Regions from separate parts of the Homo sapiens genome. Here region 1 is linked to region 2. The links are chromatin loops, found by intact Hi-C in ENCODE. Cell type or tissue: heart left ventricle. All regions are shown on one strand. Links, peaks and the distances in the headings refer to the core of each region. The heading gives the core; the rest is flanking DNA. Region 1 overlaps ARFGEF3 (ARFGEF family member 3). Region 2 has its middle 89 kb from the start of NHSL1.

The links. A loop is a pair of places that touch in the nucleus more often than their neighbours do. Peaks named below come from ENCODE experiments on the same cell type or tissue, not always from the same donor. Only the 100,000 strongest peaks of a DNase experiment are listed, where the experiment ranks them.
Region 1: it touches region 2 in a loop (6-fold over the local background); 10 of 110 quality-filtered maps call a loop at or near these places.

Annotation. Positions count from the first base shown.
Region 1 is chr6:138,282,738-138,292,164 of GRCh38, forward strand. ARFGEF3 (ARFGEF family member 3) reads left to right here. Exons shown (of 34, transcript NM_020340.5): 15 at 3,209-3,316; 16 at 3,964-4,179; 17 at 4,337-4,447; 18 at 7,081-7,231; 19 at 8,996-9,316. Among named protein-coding and RNA genes, the nearest start is that of PBOV1, 69 kb to the left of the region's middle. RefSeq lists an enhancer at 4,211-4,710. In heart left ventricle, for the core only: CTCF peaks have their summits at 3,221, 4,700 (motif pointing left) and 7,270 (motif pointing right); a DNase peak (open chromatin) is centred at 7,224.
Region 2 is chr6:138,583,684-138,593,110 of GRCh38, forward strand. It overlaps a transcript of NHSL1 not described here. Among named protein-coding and RNA genes, the nearest start is that of NHSL1, 89 kb to the left of the region's middle. RefSeq lists enhancers at 7,542-8,042, 8,043-8,543. In heart left ventricle, for the core only: CTCF peaks have their summits at 5,308 (motif pointing right), 5,509 and 7,399 (motif pointing left); a DNase peak (open chromatin) is centred at 5,715.

The sequences.
Region 1 (9,427 bases), core at 641-8,640, 300 kb before region 2:
TTTACATCCATTTGAAAAATAAGCATTCAGGCCGAGCACAGTGGCTCACGCCAATAATCCTAGGACTTTGGGAGGCCGAGGCGGGTGGATCACTTGAGGTCAGGAGTTCAAGACCAGCCTGGCCAACATGGTGAAACCCCATCTCTACAAAAAAAATACAAAAATTAGCTGAGCATGTTGACCAGCACTTGTAGTCCCAGCTACTTGGGAGGCTAAGGTGGAAGAACCCCTTGAACCTGGGAGACAGAGGTTGCAGTGAGCTGAGATCGCGTCACTGCACTTCAGCCTGAGCAACAGAGCGAGACTCTGTCTTTTTAAAAAAAAAAAAGAAAAGAAAAGTAATCATTCAAATGTATGAGAGCCATTTATTTAGTTTACCTAAAGCAATGCTTGATTTCCGTTTGTTTTCACAAACTCCTTTCAGTAGGGATGGCAGGTACTGCCCAGAGCTTATAAGTCTGAGAATTTGGTTGAGGACCCTAAACATTCCAGCTTTCATTTGAGAAGACCATAGTTTCTGCCAAAAGTAATCTCTGTGACTCTCTTGCCCGGACCTTAATAAAAGGAGTCATTCAGTACATGTAAAATGAATAAGTAACAGACTATTCGCAGTTCCCATATTCATCAGTCATCACTGTTAATTAGCCATCGCTGTTATTAATGGAACAGTAAGCTCAATTGCTATGTCCATAGGAAAGTTATTTAACTTTAATGATAGAAAAGGGCTTTTCATAAGAATTCAACAAAATAAGGATCTATGATTCTTTGTGATTCTAAATTCCAGGTATGAAGTGACAAGTGAATCAGAGCAGCAGTTAACCTAGAGTTTGGAGACTTCTATTTGATCTTTTCATTATGTATGAGGAGAAGCAGTGCCAGCAATCTGATGATCAGCGCTGTACTAACTGTGGCCATTCCTGATGTCATGTCAGAGTATTGTATAGAACTGTGGAATTTTAGCACAGAAATAAGCTTTGCATTACTTGAATTCATCAGACCTTTACCTAGCACATAGAAAACATTCATTATACTTTGATAAATGAAAATTTCTGGCAAATATCATTAGGCCATTTGACCAGACGTCAAATTAATTTCAGAGAAACCAGTCTGTTTCCACCTTAGCAGCCATATAGATTTCGTCCCTGTTTTGGTTCTGATAGTTGCTGAGGAGTCTCCAGGCTTTTTGTAATTTCTGTAAGAATCAAAGATACAGTGGAACACCATGCAAATAAGTCTCATCCTCTTGGGGTGAGGGTGAAGTCCTAAACTCGGAATTAATACTAATAATTACAGGCAGTGGCTCACACCTGTAACCCCAGCACTTTGGAAGGCAGAGGCGGGAGGATCACTTAAGGTCAGGAGTTAGAGGCCAGCTTGGCCTTCGTGGTGAAACCCCGTCTCTATTAAAAATACAAAAATTAGCTAGGTGTGGTGGCACATACCTGTAATCCCAGCTATCCAGGAGGCTGAGGTATGAGAATCGCTTGAACCTGGGAGGTGGAAGTTGCAGTGAGCTGAGATTGTGCCACTGTACCCCAGCCTGGGTGACAGAGTGAGACCCCGTCTCAAAAACAAACAAACAAAAACAAACAAAAAACCCACAACTACCCTCCTTTCTCATCCCCTCCCTGTGTTGCATTCAGCTATGTTAGTTGCATCCAAGTATGTATATTTCAACTCCATAGTCACTTTTCCAGTGATTACTTCCTTTATACTGAGGAACTTGGGGCCTTGGCGAGCCTGACTCAGGGCTACAAGGCTGCTTAATTCAGAGCCAAGACTAAAGCTTAGCCTTCTCAACCCAACTCCAGTCCTTTCCTCGCCATAACGTTAAAGAGTGGTTTGTTGAGCTAATTCTGTAGAAAAGAATTTGTTTCAACAAAAACTTAAACAGGATAACTGAGGATCCAGTATAGAGCTGGAATGGTATAGAGAGGCCTGGATGGGAGTCAGAAGATATGAATACTAATTATTTCTGTCATCAGCCTCATGGCCTTGAACCATTTACCTACTTTAAACATGGTCATGCATCCTTTAGCAAGGACAGGAACATGTTCTGAGAAATGCATTGTTAGGCAATTTTGTCATTATGTGACCATCATAGAGTGTACTTACACACCTAGGCTAGATGGTATAGCCTATTGCTCCAAGGCTACATACCTGCACCGTGTGTATTGAATACTGTAAGCAGCTGTCATAACAGAGTAGTATTTGTGTATCTAAACATAGAAAAGGTGCAATAAAAGTATGCTATTATAATCTTATGGGACCAATGTCTTATATGCAGTTCATGGTTGACCAAAACATCATTTTGTGGTGCAGGACTCTGTCTCTTCCTCTGTGAAATAAAAATAATACTGACCTACTTACCTAATTTTAGCTGTTTCGATGATCAAGTGAAAAAATGTTTTGTGAAAACACTTTGAAAATTATAAGGTATTATTGGCAGGGCACGGTGGCTCACGCCTGTAATCCCAGCACTTTGGGAGGCCGAGGCAGGCAGATCACAAGGTCAGGAGATCGAGACCATCCTGGCTAACACGGTGAAACCCCTGTACAAAAAATTAGCCGGGCATGGTGGTGGGCACCTGTAGTCCCAGCTACTCGGGAGGCTGAGGCAGGAGAATGGCGTGAACCCAGGAGGCGGAACTTGCAGCAGTGAGCCGAGATCACGCCACTGCACTCCAGCCTGGGCGACAGAGTGAGACTCCCGTCTCAAAAAAAAAAAAAAAAAATTATAAGGTATTATTTATTGCACTTTGCAATCTGACTATGTGATGATCTGACCAAAGAGGCTTATTCTCCTCTTAATTCATGTAAGGAAGCTCTGAAACTAAAGTTCACATCTGGGTAACCTGTACATATAAAATTTGGGAATAATCCATGGTTCTGAATAAAAAGAGTATTTAAGATCAAAATATTCTAAATCAATAGATTTTCTAACAGAGAAATAATAATTTATAATGTACATCTATTTTTAAATAAAGATAGGCAACAATGTAACAGAAGAATAAATACTCCAAAGTGAAATAAAACTAGACTGAGGGAATAAAGTAAAATTTATGATAGTCTCATTAAAGGTTGCTACATGCTTGAAACATAAAAGATACAAGGGATATTTGTTAAAAATGAATATTGTGGTGGCCATTTGCTTGTTTTTGACTGGAGTGTTTTATTTAGGGAAAACTTCTTTCTTTTTCCTTGACAGATATTGACGGCTTAGAGAGCAGTGCCATTGGTGGCCAGCTGATGGCCTCGGCTGCTACAGAGTCTCCTTTCGCCCAGAGCAGGAGAATTGATGACTCCACAGTGGCAGGTAATGACTTGGGTCTTGAGTTTATGAACATCCATACACTGCATGTGTTACCAGCAATTACATTGTTATGTGGTGACTTGAATCAGGATTTTGTCTTGGTTAGAAAAAGTAATTGGGCCGGGCCCGGTGGCTCACGCCTGTAATCCCAGCACTTTGGGAGGCCGAGGCGGGCAGATCACGAGGTCAGGAGATCCAGACCATCCTGGCTAACACGGTGAAACCACGTCTCTACTAAAAATACAAAAAATTAGCCGGGTGTGGTGGTGGGCACCTGTAGTCCCAGCTACTCAGGAGGCTGAGGCAAGAGAATGGCATGAACCCGGGAGGCGGAGCTTTCAGTGAGCCGAGATTGTGCCACTGCACTCCAGCCTGGGTGACAGAACGAGACTCCGTCTCAAAAAAAAAAAAAAAAAGAAAAAGAAAAAGTAATTGATGGAAGTTACTTAGCATCATTCAGCTGATAATGCAACATTTATTATTTATAAGAACAAAGTGAAACATAATCCCATATAATCCATTGTTATATTTCCTGTTGTAGAATTGCATGCAACTGAGTACTGCTCATTTGATAGCAAGAGAATGTGATGTCATTCATTGCCAGGTTGTTTTTGTCTCTAGAAAATGACACACACCCCTCCATGTTCCAGGCGTGGCATTTGCTCGCTATATTCTGGTGGGCTGCTGGAAGAACTTGATCGATACTTTATCAACCCCACTGACTGGTCGAATGGCGGGGAGCTCCAAAGGGCTGGCCTTCATTCTGGGAGCTGAAGGCATCAAAGAGCAGAACCAGAAGGAGCGGGACGCCATCTGCATGAGCCTCGACGGGCTGCGGAAAGCCGCACGGCTGAGCTGCGCTCTAGGTACCAGCGGGAGTAGTGTTCCCTGGCCGTGGTCCTGCAGAACTCACTGGGAATGACCCAGCAGGGTGGGGCAGGGGGACCCTTTAGAAGGGGTTCTGCTAGGTGAATGGTTAGAGGATATACTCAGTCAAGAAGTCATTGTGTGTCTCCTCTGAAGGCGTTGCTGCTAACTGCGCCTCAGCCCTTGCCCAGATGGCAGCTGCCTCCTGTGTCCAAGAAGAAAAAGAAGAGAGGGAGGCCCAAGAACCCAGTGATGCCATCACACAAGGTAACAACTGGAGGGCCAGAACCCACCTGGTGCCTTGGGTGCAGTATGCACACACCTGCACAGGCCTACACACGCCAGCCAACACTCGTGCCTGTTCTGTGTGTGATGCCCGGTATGTATACACCACTGATCACGAGATCCCATTGAGCCACAGGCTTGGGTCTCTTCCATGTAGGTGACCTACAGAAGATCTCTCTGGAGAATGAGAGACATACTGACCCCTGGTGGCAAGGAAAGTGCAGCAGGCCCAGGGGGACCCACCTGGCTGAACTGTTCACACCTGTCATCTAGTCACTGGCTTTGGCACTTCACACAAGTGCACACTTGAAGACCCTTCGGGTTATAGTGGGGAAGGCAGATTGGCCAGTTTTCTAAAGGGGAAATTAAGCAGACGAAGAAAATTCATGAGGGGAGGCTCAGGAAGAAGAGGCTCTTATCAGAGAAAAATCTGAGCTTTGTGAACTCGAGAAATGGCTGATTTTTAACTTGATGAAATCAGTGAGTCGGTGAAGCTGATGATTATCTGGATCTAAGGGAAAAGAATGACCATCCTGGTAGCAACAGAAGATACAAGGCAGGCAGCAAACAAAAGGAAAAATGCCAGCTTGGTCCAAATTGTGTAACTACTATCAGATATGTACAGTAACAAGTCACTGAGTCAGCTGTACATTTTTAGCTGAGAAACACAATTTAGGTCCGTGTTTCTCAGACTTGAATAAAATTTAGAGACCCATTTGAAAACAAAATCGCTCTCACAGATCCCCAGCGTTAACTGAAAAAGGAGTCTCACAATTTTACTTAAGTATTTTACAACCATGAACTACATAAAAATCCTTACATTCACAGTTCTTTAAAAAAAAAACCACAAAACCAAGACCACGATATTCAGATTAAAAACAAATAAAAAATAAGATTAAGGCCGGGCACAGTGGCTTACGCCTGTAATCCCAGTACTTTGAGAGGTCGAGGAAAGCGGATCACTTGAGCCCAGGAGTTCAAGACCAGCCTGGGCAACATAGCAAAACCCTGTCTCTACTAAAAATACAGAAATTAGCCAGGCATGGTGGCATGTGCCTGTAGTCCCAGCTACTCGGGAGGCTGAGGTGGGAGGATCACCTGAGCCTGGGGAGGTTCAGGCTGCAGTGAGCAATAATCATTCCATTGCACTCTAGCCTGGGTGACAGAGTGAGACCCTATCTCAAAAAAATAGATAAAACAGCCAGGCGCAGTGGCTTACACTTGTAATCCCAGCACTTTGGGAGGCTAAGGTGGGCGGATCATTTGAGGTCAGGAGTTTGAGACCAGCCTGGCCAACATGGTGAAAGAAACCCCGTCTCTACTAAAAAATACAAAAATTAGCTGGGCGTGGTGGTGGGTGCCTGTAATCCCAGCTACTTCAGAGGCTGAGGCAGGACAATTGCTTGAACCTGGGAGAGGTTGCAGTGAACCAAGATGAAGCCACTGCACTCCAGCCTGGGTAACAGAGTGAGACACCATCTCAAATAAATAAATAAAATTAGTATCACATTTATGAGACAAATGATGTTTTGCTAAAAATCACTTTGCTCCTTACATTAGGAGATGGTTTGGATTCCTTTGAGGTTGGCTTGCTATATTTCTGGGTTCTGGACCATCACTTAGTTATCCTACCACATGCAATGACTTGAAACCTTTGTTCAAGGAGGACACTGTGGTTTGGCCTTGCCTTAGCATTTTGCATTACTGACATCTGAAGTCACCTTCTGCATTCTTTCTCATTAGTCATCTACAATTTTTTTTTTCTTTTGAGACCGAGTTTCACTCTTGTTGCCCAGGCTGGAGAGCAATGGCACCATCTCGGCTTACTGCAATCTCCGCCTCCCAGGTTCAAGCTATTCTCCTGCCCCAGCCTCCTGAGTAGCTGGGATTACAGGCATGTGCCACCATGCCCGGCTAATTTTGTATTTTCAGTAGAGACAGAGTTTCTCCATGTTGTTCAGGCTGGTCTCGAACTCCCAACCTCTGGTGATCCACCTGCCTTGGCCTCCCAATGTGCTGGGATTACAGATGTGAGCCACCACACCCAGGCTACAATTTTTTAAAGTATTATTTGGAGCTCACAAATACAAACTCAAGGGATGAAATGAAATTGGTCATTTTCAGTGATAGAGCAGTCATTCTGGTGCTCAAAATATACGTAAATAAGTTGTTTTAGAGATGATGATCATAATGAGAGCCTAACATTACAATAATCTCAGAGAAAACTTGCAGAAAGCCAGGAATTCTTCCATTTGACCAATTTTTGGGAAGGGTGAAAGGTCTGGGCCCAGATGGTTTTAGCTGGAATTGGCTCATGAAACCCATCCACACTGCTGTGCCTGACCCAGAGCCCATGAAAGGGCCTGGAAGGAATGGCACCTGCCAGCTCAGGATCCATCCCACTTCTGGAGCTGGAGAGCTGGGGCCACCAGCACGTGGGACCTGCTGGCTGGGTGGTTTGCATGATGGTCCGCAAGGACCTACTGTGGAGGTGCTTGCTGCCACTGAAGTCTGTCCTTTCCCTTTTGCCCTTGCATGACACACATTCTTTCATTTTCATTCTTTCTGTCTCCCTTACTCAACCTGTTATTTTAATAAATGTCTTTCTGGCACAGTGAAACTAAAAGTGGAGCAGAAACTGGAGCAGATTGGGAAGGTGCAGGGGGTGTGGCTGCACACTGCCCACGTCTTGTGCATGGAGGCCATCCTCAGCGTAGGCCTGGAGATGGGAAGCCACAACCCGGACTGCTGGCCACACGTGTTCAGGTGCATGACGGGCTCCCACCCCCAGATGGCACTAACCCTGCCTTGGGAAACCTGGAGTGGGCTGTGGCAGGTGGAGAGGGGTGGCCTTAAGAGCCTGCCAGCATGTAAATCAATTATAACAATTCACAGAGTTTGATTAAACTTCAAATGAGACGTGAAAAGAGAAGAGGGAATAAGGGCCCAACTGAATGTATGTTTTGAAGAACAGGGGACAGAACTGGGTCTGAGGAATTGTGACTTTTCTATTGACATTTTTATGAGAGAAGGAAGGAAGAAAAACCAATTAAATAATTGATTGAGATGACTAAGTGAATACTGTGCAAATCTAAAACTGGTCATGTCTCCTCAATATTACATTGCTATATGTTTATCAATGTCCTCTTTACTTAAAGAAGGATTTCAGATAGCTTATTTGCATACATAAAATACAAGATACCTACTTTTAATTTAGCTAGACTGAAACAAAACAAAACAAAACAAAAAATCGTACACCTCTGCCAAAGACAGGCCAAAAATTTAGCTCTAAGCATTGTAGCATCAAAGTGAAAAGAAACTCCCAGTGAGTTATATAGTGCACAGTGCCTGTAAGATGAAAACCAGCAATAGCTCCAGAGTCCAAGTCCTCTTACAACTAAGACTGAAAGCACGTCTCCCCAAGCATTGCATCAGGACAGACCCAGTACCGTGGAAGGAGCACTGCCCATGGAACAGGGCGGGGGCTGGCCACACTGTTCCTTCTCCTTCTCTGCAGCACATGCCTCACACTCACTCCAAACCCAGGTCTAGGCAGAGCAGGCATGGGGCAAGAGTGGCCAGGGCAATGGCCAATGGCCCAGGGCACCAGCCAGAGCTGGGTTCAGTTTCACGTCTTCAAAGCAAATATAGCCATGAGTGTTTGTTGAGCAAAATGGTTCTATTATGAAGGCTGCTGACCTGCTGCTCTTTATTGCTCTAACAAGAAAAGAAAAGAAAAAAGAAAATAAAAAGGCTCTCCTGGTACACAAGCAGCGGGTAAGGGATTGAAAAATTCCTTGATTCTAGAACATCAGAGTGGATTATCCATGATGCTCTTTACCAGTAAACAGACTTACTCCGAGATGAGGGACCTTGCGAACCATCTTCGTCCCAGGTTCTGTTGGGAACAAACCATTTAGGAGTTGGCAGTTGTAGCACATGTGGTGACCCTTCTCTGTGTCTGCCATAATTCGGTGACTGCCCTCCCACCCGGCCGCCACCCACCCCACCCAGACTTGAGTTATGTGGCGCCGTCGGGACCAGGCAGGACGTGGCTGGGCAGAACCCACTGTGGCTAGTTGGCCTCTCCGTCATAGGTATAGCCATTCTGGGATCCCATCGTAGGGAAACGCTTCCCAACTCCTAATCAGAGCACTATATGGAGGGAAAGAGGGTGCCTGGGGAAAAATGGCTCAAACAGCAGGAGGGCAGATAAGCCAGTAAGCCGGATGAGGCAGGGGGACTGGATGAACTGGGCTTCATTGCCCGTCTTTCTCCCAGCCTGGGGTGGGAGAACCCAAATAATCCTTTACCCATTTCAAGGCTGTCTGGTCCAACTCAAATACTACTAATAATAATGCTGTGTGACATGAGAACACAGGAGGGAAGGACTGACTGTCATCACAGGAAAGAGGAAAGCTGGGGAGCTTGCAGAGCTGGCTGCATTTCCTTTGTCTGGCACTGTGGGGTTTATGGAGCTGCCGGGGTGAGCTGCAGCGCCTAACAGCTGCTTGTCTGTGCTCTTTCTAGGGTGTGTGAATACGTGGGCACCCTGGAGCACAACCACTTCAGCGATGGTGCCTCGCAGCCCCCTCTGACCATCAGCCAGCCCCAGAAGGCCACTGGAAGCGCTGGCCTCCTTGGGGACCCCGAGTGTGAGGGCTCGCCCCCCGAGCACAGCCCGGAGCAGGGGCGCTCCCTGAGCACGGCCCCTGTCGTCCAGCCCCTGTCCATCCAGGACCTCGTCCGGGAAGGCAGCCGGGGTCGGGCCTCCGACTTCCGCGGCGGGAGCCTCATGAGCGGGAGCAGCGCGGCCAAGGTGGTGCTCACCCTCTCCACGCAAGCCGACAGGTGCGCGGCGCCGGCCTCCCACGCCCCGGGAGCCTGCTTACCAGGCGACACCCACATCCATCTGGTTTCAGTCATGCCAGGGACGACCCATTTGTTAGCCAATCACTTAAA
Region 2 (9,427 bases), core at 1,043-9,042:
CGTCATGTTCAACTCTCTCCTGACAGATGAACTCAAGTTTCTTTACTGGACCTCCTTTGATATTCCCCCACATAATCTAATCTGGCTTGATTAGATACAGAGCCAGAGAGCATATATTTTAAGGCTTTGTCAACTCTATAGTCCCCACTGCAACAACTCAATCTGCCATATGAGGGAGGCCAAGGTGGGAGGATCACTTGAGGCCAGGAGTAGGAGAGCAGCCTGGACAACAAAGTAAGACACTCCCCACACCCCACCTCCCACCTCGTCTCTACAAAAAATAAAATGAGCTGGATGCGGTGGTGCTCGCCTATAGTCCCAGCTACTCAGGAAGCTGAGGCAGGAAGATCATGTGAGCCTAGGAGTTTGAGGCTGCAGTGAGTTATGAATGCACCACTGCACTCCAGCCTGGGCAACAGAGCAAGATTTTATCTCAAGTAAATAAATAAATAAAATAATATTAAAAACCTTCCACTGACTCTGCAACTAAAGGAACCATAGACTTGGTATCTCTTATAAACTAATTCACCTGATCCTTTTCCTACAACCTTGTTTGTGTAATTAAATGAACACTTCACAGCTGGATATATCTAAAAATTGATCTCTATTGCAAATTTGATTAAGGGCATAGCTGTTTGTGTTTCTCTCACATACTGTGTATTAAAATTTCACTCTTTTAAAACTTAAAAAATTTAAGATGACTTTATCTTTGTATGTTTTTCTCTTCAGCTCTACACTTTTTTACAGCCATGTGCACGGCCAACTCTCCCGACAGTCATCAAAATCCATAAGTAGAAGGGCTATTTAGTGAAGGGGAATCCAATTTCATAATGACTACTTCAGTGGTCCCTGTGCAATTACTTTTGTTACAGTCTTAAAGTAATGAACTTATTCAATAAGGAGAAATGTAGAGAACAAAAGGCCTAAAGAACACTTAAGACACTCAGACACTCGGAAATTTGAGGTTGAAACACTTGTTCCCCAGGACCAAAACTGGGTGTGTTAAATCAAGACAACTTCTATTACCATGAAGATATGCCACCACGAAGAACTTCAAAGAAGGACGAAGTACCTCTACAAAGTAAACACCACGCCCTTTCCACTGATGGCAGACTGAAGTGGACTGATGGAGACTGGCGAGCACAGACGGAGACATTTGTTCCAGAGATTCTCCTTCCTAATCGTCCTCCTCCCAGCCCAGCCACGCAGGCATTTCCCTGAAACACAGGAAGAACTACAACAGAGCTGCCGCAAAATGCACCTGTGTGGGTAAGGACCACAGGGCCTTAACAGCTGTACTCACCCTTGGCTCTCATTTCTCTCCTTGAACCCCGGCATGCTACAGACACCCGGGCCTTTATTTCTTAGAGTTGTTATGAAAACTAAGTGAGAAACGCACATTATTAGCACTCAGTAACTGATAGGTTATTTTCAGCAACAGCAGGAGCAGTCCTTGAAATAGATGTGGCTGGTGGACCAGCACAGATGATTGGCTAGGCTGGAAGCAGATGATTAGTTACACCTGGTGTGTACAGGGAGCGAGAGGTGAGCTGGGATTGAGAGTCAGATTCCCATCAGGAAAATATTTCCCATCAGGGAGATATTTCACTCATGCCAGAATTATGAGGAAAAGAAGTGAGCACCCAAGTCTCACCTGTAATAATACGATTCTAAAAGTGACCAACTTGTGTCATTTCACCTACTTGTGAGGCATATTTTTCTTCACTAAAGGATGTGAGGCAAGGAATGGTTCAAAGAAGAGTGTGAAATTCCGACAAGTTAAAGGAAATTACTACAAAAATAGCACAAATATAGCTACCTTACCTCATAAGGAATGTCAGTTATTTTAAACGACTGAAAAATTTTAAAAAATTGAAAACTCCAAATTTGGTCAAACTTCTCTCTCTCTTATGTTCCATCCTAAAGTTTGTTTCACTGGTAATTTTTCTAAGGAAAAAAAAAAGTGAACACAGAAGAAAAATACCAGGCACTGAATCGCTCCATAAAATACACACCACTGGTTACAGTTGATAAGAAAATGCTTAGTTAAAAGTGAGTTACATTTCAAAATAGGGGGAAAAGGCAAGGAATGTTAGCTCACACCTATAATCCCAGCGCTTTGGGAGGCTGAGGTGGGAGGACTGCTTGAGGCCAGAAGCTCAAGACCAGGGAAACACGGCAAGTCCCAGTCTCTACAAAAAAAAAAAAAACTTAAAAATTAGCTGGGTGTGGTGGTGAATGCCTATAGTTCCAGCTACAAGGGAGCCAGAGACAGGAGGATCACTTGAGCCCAGGAGTTCAAGGTTGCAGTGGAGCTGTGATTGTGCCACTGCACTCTAGCCTGGGCAACAGAGCAAGACCCCAACTCTAAAAACAAAAACAAATAAATAAGAAGAAAAAGTTAATAGTGTCAAAACCTTTTTTTTTTTTTTAGATGGAGTCTTGCTCTTGCCCAGGCTGGAGTGCAGTGGTGCAATCTTGGCTCACTGCAACCTCCACTATCCAGGTTCAAGAGATTCTCCTGCCTCATCCTCCCAAATAGCTGGAATTACAGGCACCTACCACAACATCCAGCTAATTTTTGTATTTTTAGTAATGACAGGGTTTCACCATGTTGACCAGTCTGGTCTCGAACTCCTGATCTCAAGTGATCTGCCCACCTTGGCCTCCCAAAGAGCTGGGATTACAGGCATAAGCCATTGTGCCCAGCCCAAAATCTTTAATTTATAACATAGTCCAACATCAGTTATTCAGCACATAGGGAATTATAGCAGGGTATAGCCTACACTTGAGGTACAGTAAGTAACATCACTTAAGAAGTAACAAAGCCACTTAAGAATTAATATGTCAATATATGCTCAGCCACTTCCAGAAGACACACCCTTTACAAAATAAGATTACAATGAGGTCTGAGGAAAGATTAAAATCTAATTTACTTAACTAGGGTAAGCTTCATAATAAAGTCTACCTAGAGAAATCAATAGTCTCATCAAATGTTCTGCCACCAGCCTAATAAAGGTAGTGGGGAGAGTGTGAAAGAGGGGATGATCAGTAAGCATGTGCAGGTTTAGGATCCAGAGCCAAGCACAGGGCTTGGGACACTGTGAGTACCCTGTGTTTGACAGCCTGGTGCTGCTCAAAAACAAACCACACAGGATGGGCCAGGCCCAACTGAAACTGCATCAGTGCTTTCATTCTCACCCATGGCTGAACATCAGAGCCATCTTTCATAAAGGTTCTTATTCAATAGGTTATGGGTAGAGTGGGTTTGAGTTTTCTCGTTGGGCGCGTGTGTTTTTTTTGGGTGGGGATGGAGTCTCGCTCTGTCATCCATGTTGGAGTGCAGCGGTACAATCTCCGCTCACTGCAACCTCCGCCCCCTAGGTTCAAGCGATTCTCCTGTCTCAACCTCTCGAGTAACTGGGATTACAGGCGCATGCCACCATGCCCGGCTAATTTTTGTATTTTTAGTAGAGGTGGGTTTTTGCCATGTTGGCCAGGCTGGTCTCAAACTCCTGATCTCAGGCGATCCGCCCACCTCAGCCTCCCAAAGTGTTGGGATTACAGGCGTGAGCCACCACACCTGGAGGCACTTGTGTTTTTAAACAGCTTCATGCGCCTGGAGCAGTGGCTCACACCTGTAATCTCAGCACTTTGGGAAGCTGAAGTGGGTGGATCACCTGAGGTCAGGAGTTCGAGACCAGCCTGGCCAACATGGTGAAACCCCATCTCTACTAAAAATACAAAAAATTAGCCAGGTATGATGGTGGGCGCCTGCAATCCCAGCTACTCGGGAGGGCATCAAGAGCAAAACTCTGTCAAAAAAAAAAAAAAAAAAAAGCCTTCATGCTCTGTGTAAAGTAAGCCTCCTACCCTACCTTTAAGAACTACTGATCTTTAAGAAAGTTTACATTCTGTTTATAGATAGAGCTGCCAAGTTAAAAGCTGATTCTGTGTTTCAAAGAATAATATTTAAAAGACAAAGAAAATGAAGAAGCCTGACATTTTTTCGATTCTAATATTTTAAAATGTTTAAATGCACATCAGATGCAAAGCCTGAAATTCACTGCCTTGGAAGCTTCCCATGGAACATGCCAAGGTCAGTGGGTCTCTGAGTCTAAAAAGACACAACCTGGCTCCATCAGGAAGGACACAACAACAGACACTGCCTCCCACGGTCACCAGGAAAGTTAAGCCAAACACTTTATACTGTTTGTTTGTTTAAGTTACAGAACCTTGGGGCCCAAGAAGGGCTTAGAGATAATCCCATCATACACCTTCATGGTACAGATGAGGAAACAGAACCAGAAAGGTCATGTGCTAGTGGTGATGCTCGCCCCTTGGCGGCAGGAATCACATCTCAGCAGTCTACTGCTGTGCGGCCCAGCACCTAGCAGGTACTCCATAAAACCCTTAGAAATTAATTCTCAGGGCTTGGTCATCAGCAAAGTTGGGACCCAGAAACAGACACAGTTTAAAATAATAACAATAATAACTGGCTGGGCCTGGTGGCTTGCGCCTGTAATCTCAGCACTTTGGGAAGCCCAGGCGGGCAGATCACTTGAGGTCAAGAGTTCAAGACCAGCCTGGGCAACATGGTGAAACCCCGCCTCTACTAAAAATACAAAAATTGGCTGGGTGTGGTGGTGTGTGCCTGTAATCCAGCAACTGGGGAGGTTGAGGCAAGAGAATCGCTTGAACCCAGGAGGCAGAGGTTGCAGTGAGCCGAGATCACGCTATTGCTCTCCAGTCTGGGTGACAGAGCAAGACTTCGTCTCAAAAATAATAATAAATAAAAAATAAAATAACGACACTGCAACTACACTGAAAACAAACTGAGGCTAAGTAAAGCCATTTTCCAAGGTCATACCCCTCCAACAGCATGGAGCTTGAACCTATCTGTCTTCACCACTGACTTGAATCACCAGAATCATCTGTCCGTAGAACAGACACTTGGCATATTAAAAAACATTCCTTCTGAGATTAATACAGCAAGCTGATCTCTTAAAACGTGTTGTTGTTATTAAATTTTAACAGTTTGGGTGAAAAGAAAGCTCTAGAGAAGAGGAAATTAACTTTCTTATATTACAACATTAAGGGTAAATGGTTTGACTTAGAGCAGATGGCTCTATTAGAAATAAGACTTTTAACGGCTTCTTGTTAGTATCATGGTTAGTATCCCTGCCTGTTCGAAATAAGACTTTTTACCTCATCCACACACCCCACTGAAAATCATGTTTGAAATCCCGCCTTCCATATGGAGCCACCCTCAGAACACGACATGCAGTGCTTGTAGTTGACCAGCAGGTGGCAGAACAGAACAACCCATTCTCAAGAAAAACAGGCAGAGGAAGAGAACTGGTGGGTGGACCATCAGGGAGGGAGTATTTGTATCCTAACACCCGCCAAAATTGCAGTAGGAACCCGCAAAGGATCCTGCATCCAACTAACATCTGAGGGTGGCTCATAAAATGAAAGCAATCAAGTATCCATTAGCTTCAACAACCTGGAGATTAACACTCAGAAGTGTATCCTGTGCGTTCATGGGACAGTATGGGTGAGGCGTGAAGGAGAAAGCACAGAGGGCGTGCCAGCATCCCAGGGGCCATATCAAATGACCTGATCCCTAAATGATGCGGGGTGCTTATTAAAATACAGACCCGGGGCCCACCCTAGACAACCAGAGCATGTGAGGAGAGGACCAGAGAATCACCTGGGGGCCTCACGAGCCAAGCGGGGGCCTGGCTGGCTTGTGCACTACGGCACTGCCATAACCTGCCCACAGGTGAGGAGTCACCTTCCACCATGTGCTCAGGGTAGGCAGCAATGTAGAGGCTTGGCAGAGACTCGCCTGCCCCTCGCTGCTCAGCACACAGAGGGTTCAGTAGGGTCGCCTGTGACAGTCTCTCTACCTGTACCCTCCCCAGCCTCCTTTTACCCTAAACCCTCATCTATGCCTTCCCTGTCCTGTTCATTCCACCTCCTTCTCACAGTAGGAATGAATTGGTTTCCTCCTTTGCATCTTCAATCTCTTTTTCTAGATAATACGCTCCTTTCCCTCTGCTGACAACCTCTGATCCTCTACATCAGACAGCAAATCGCCTCTCCTCAGCTGGCTGCTCCTCTGAGTCGGCACAGCCCCAGCCTCTGCATCCCCAGCACTCCCTCTTCCTTGGCCCTTGCACCTTGGCATCCACACTGATCCTTCCATGGGTCCCCAGCCACCTCACAAATGAAGACACTGAATGTGCTGACCGGGCTGGCTCTGAGCCTGATTGCCAGCCTCTAGTGTTTTTCTACAATATTTCTACTCTTTTATTTTATTTTACTTTGAGACAGGGTCTCACTCTGTTGCCCAGTCTGAAGTCCAGCAGTGCGATCTCGGCTCACTGCAACCTCTGCCTCCTGGGTTCAAGCGATTCTCCTGCCTCAGCCTCCCAAGTAGCTGTGACTACAGGTGCCCATCACCATGCCTGGCTAATTTTTGTATTTTTAGTAGAGACAGGGTTTCACCTTGTTGGCCAGGCTGGTCTCAAACTCCTGACCTCAGGTGATCCGTTGGCCTTGGCCTCCAAAAGTGCTGGGATTCCAGGCGTAAGCCACTGCGCCCGGCCTACTCATACCTTTCATGTTGCTCTGGTTATTCCAAACCTTTAGGTTTTCCCTGAAGCCTACTTCCACCTTCCCTCCCAAACTCAAAGATAACCTCCCTTTGCATAAAACTACAAAGAGTCAAGCCCCTCCTTTCTCCCTTTCCCCTCACTCCCTGAGGAAAGCCCCTGCCCCTCTTCCCTCTGGTTCTTCCTTTTGGCCTACACATCCTGCCCAATCAACCACCAACTCCAGCCCTGATCTTGTCAAACTGCTATCCCGGGGCCTCTGCCTCATGAAACCCAAGCTCCTCTGCCTTCCATTTCATCCCCAACAACAGAGTCCAACCTGTCTGTATGGACTCCCCAGTTCTCCATACTCTTCAGCATCATCCCTGACCCTTGAAGCGGCTGTTTACCCTCTCCATTGGGAGAATCGGCATAGTACCAGGAAGCCTGGTCATATGGGATTTCCCTCCTTTGCACCGTGGGTTACTGATGTCAGACCACTGACACCTCACCTGTCCATCAGTGATAATCAGTTCCTTAAGAAAAAATTTAACTTTGTGGATGGTCAATAAAATTTTACTGGATAATGTAAGAAGCAAAGCTTTAGTCTTTTCCTTTCCCCTCTCAAAAATATGCTGGAACAACACAGAGAGAGGCAAATAGCACAAATATTTGAATCAGGCAGGGCTGGGTTCTAATCCTGATTTCAGCAGGCCTGTGTATTGACCATTGATCTCGGGCAATCCTCTGGGAATCGCCTCCTCTCAAGAAAAAGAACAGCAATACTGCCACCTAGTGACTGTATGGGGCAAGCATGGAGCACTCAGGAGGCACTCAGACCTATCTTTTTGAACTTGAGAATGTGCAGGATATAATCAGCAAAAGGAATAGGTAAGGGGCTATTGATACCAGTTATCAAGGGGGGAAACACTGGTGCTAAATATTACACTGTGGCTTAAGTTGCAGAAAAAAGGGATAAAATTATGAAAGTTTTCAAATATTATTTAAAGTAGTCCCTCCCCTTTATCTGTAGTTTTGCTTTCTGCAGTTGAATTCAGGTACCTGAGGTTAACTGTGGTCTAAAACATTAAATGAAAAATTCCAGAAATCAACAATTCATAAGTTTTCTCTTTTTTTCTTTTATTATTTGAGATGGAGTCTCACAATGTTGTCCAGGCTGGAGTGCAGTGGTGTGTTGATCACAGCTCACTGCAGCCTCCACCTCTAGAGCTCAAGCAATCCTCCCACCTCAGCCTCTTGAGTGGCTGAGACCACAAGTACACGCCCCCATGCCTGGCTGATTTTTTTGTTGTTGTTGTTTGTTTGTTTTCTGGTAGAGCTATCTCCCTGTGTTTCCCAGGCTGGTCTTAAACTCCTGGGCTCAAGTGATCTGCCTGCCTCAGCCTCCCAACATGCTGGGATTACAGGTGTGAGCCACCCTGCCCAGCTAATTCATAAGTTTTCAATTGAGCGCGGTTCTAAGTCGCGTGATGAAATCTCCCACCGTCCTGCTCTGTCCAGCCCTGCACGTGCACGTGGATCATCCTTCTGTGCAGCGGATCCATGCTGTGGACACACACTCTCCTGAGTTACTGAACAGACTACTCGGTTATCAGATTGGAAAAACATAATGTATCTAGGGTTCCATAGGATCCATGGTTTCAGGCATCCACCGAGGGTTTTGGAACCTATCCCTCATGGATAAAGGGAGACGACTGTAACTTTGAAAGTTCCCATTTGAAAATGTTTTTTGGGTTTTTTGCTCAATTATTCCATGACAATAAATGCATTCTCATAGCTATAATCAAACTAAAGAGAATTTAATTATCACCCTCAAGAAAACTACAGTTTCCTGCTCCCCAAAACACAATATTAAATACCCATATTATCACTTTTCAAGATTGCACAGGTAATTTCTAATAGGTCCCACACCCACATCTCAAGGTCAATTTAGCCTGCATGAAAGAAAACAACTGAATGAAAATAGAACACAAGATTCTTCATATGCAAAAATGACTGTGTAAAAACTATATAGGCCAGGCACGGTAGCTCACACCTATAATCCCAGCACTTTGGGAGGCTGAGGCGGGTGGATCACTTGAGGCCAGGAGTTTGAGACCAGCCTGGCCAGCATGGGGAAACCCCGTCTCTACTAAAAATACAAAAATTGGCTGGGGTGGTGGCAGGCGCCCGTAATCCCAGCTACTACAGTCTCAGGCTGAGGCATGAGAATCACTTGAACCCAGGAGGTGGAGGCTGCAGTGAGCCAAGATTGCTCCACTGCACTCCAGCTTGGGCGACAGAGCGAGACTGTCGCACAAAAAAACAAAAAACAACAAAAAACAAAAAACAACAACAAAAAAAACCCCTACATATCCAGAACTAAAGAGTGAAAACTGACAAGTATGCAGGTAATTGCCCTTAAGGAAAAAGGTGTGTGGATATATTTTAGTGGGCTGGTCTAAATATTTTCTAAATATCGTAAGACATATGAAACAGGGTGGCTAGGAGCTGCTATTTCAGCTTTTTAAAAGCAATTGTGATGGAGCAAAAATTTTGCCTGTAGACAATAATTAACCTTTCTCCAAAAGCATCACATATATATCATTCTATATACCAAATGCCACAGCCACAGGAAGTCAGTTGCCCACAGCCTTATAAATCAGTTTACTTGCTTCCTCATTTTCTGTTATGGACTTTCCTAGCCAAACTCTGTCATGGCAGTTCACTTCAAAATTAAAAATAAAGTTGATTTAATGGAGCCTGGATGAATCCCATCTGAAAGCCATTAAAACATACACACCCACTTCCACACAAACCAGAGAATC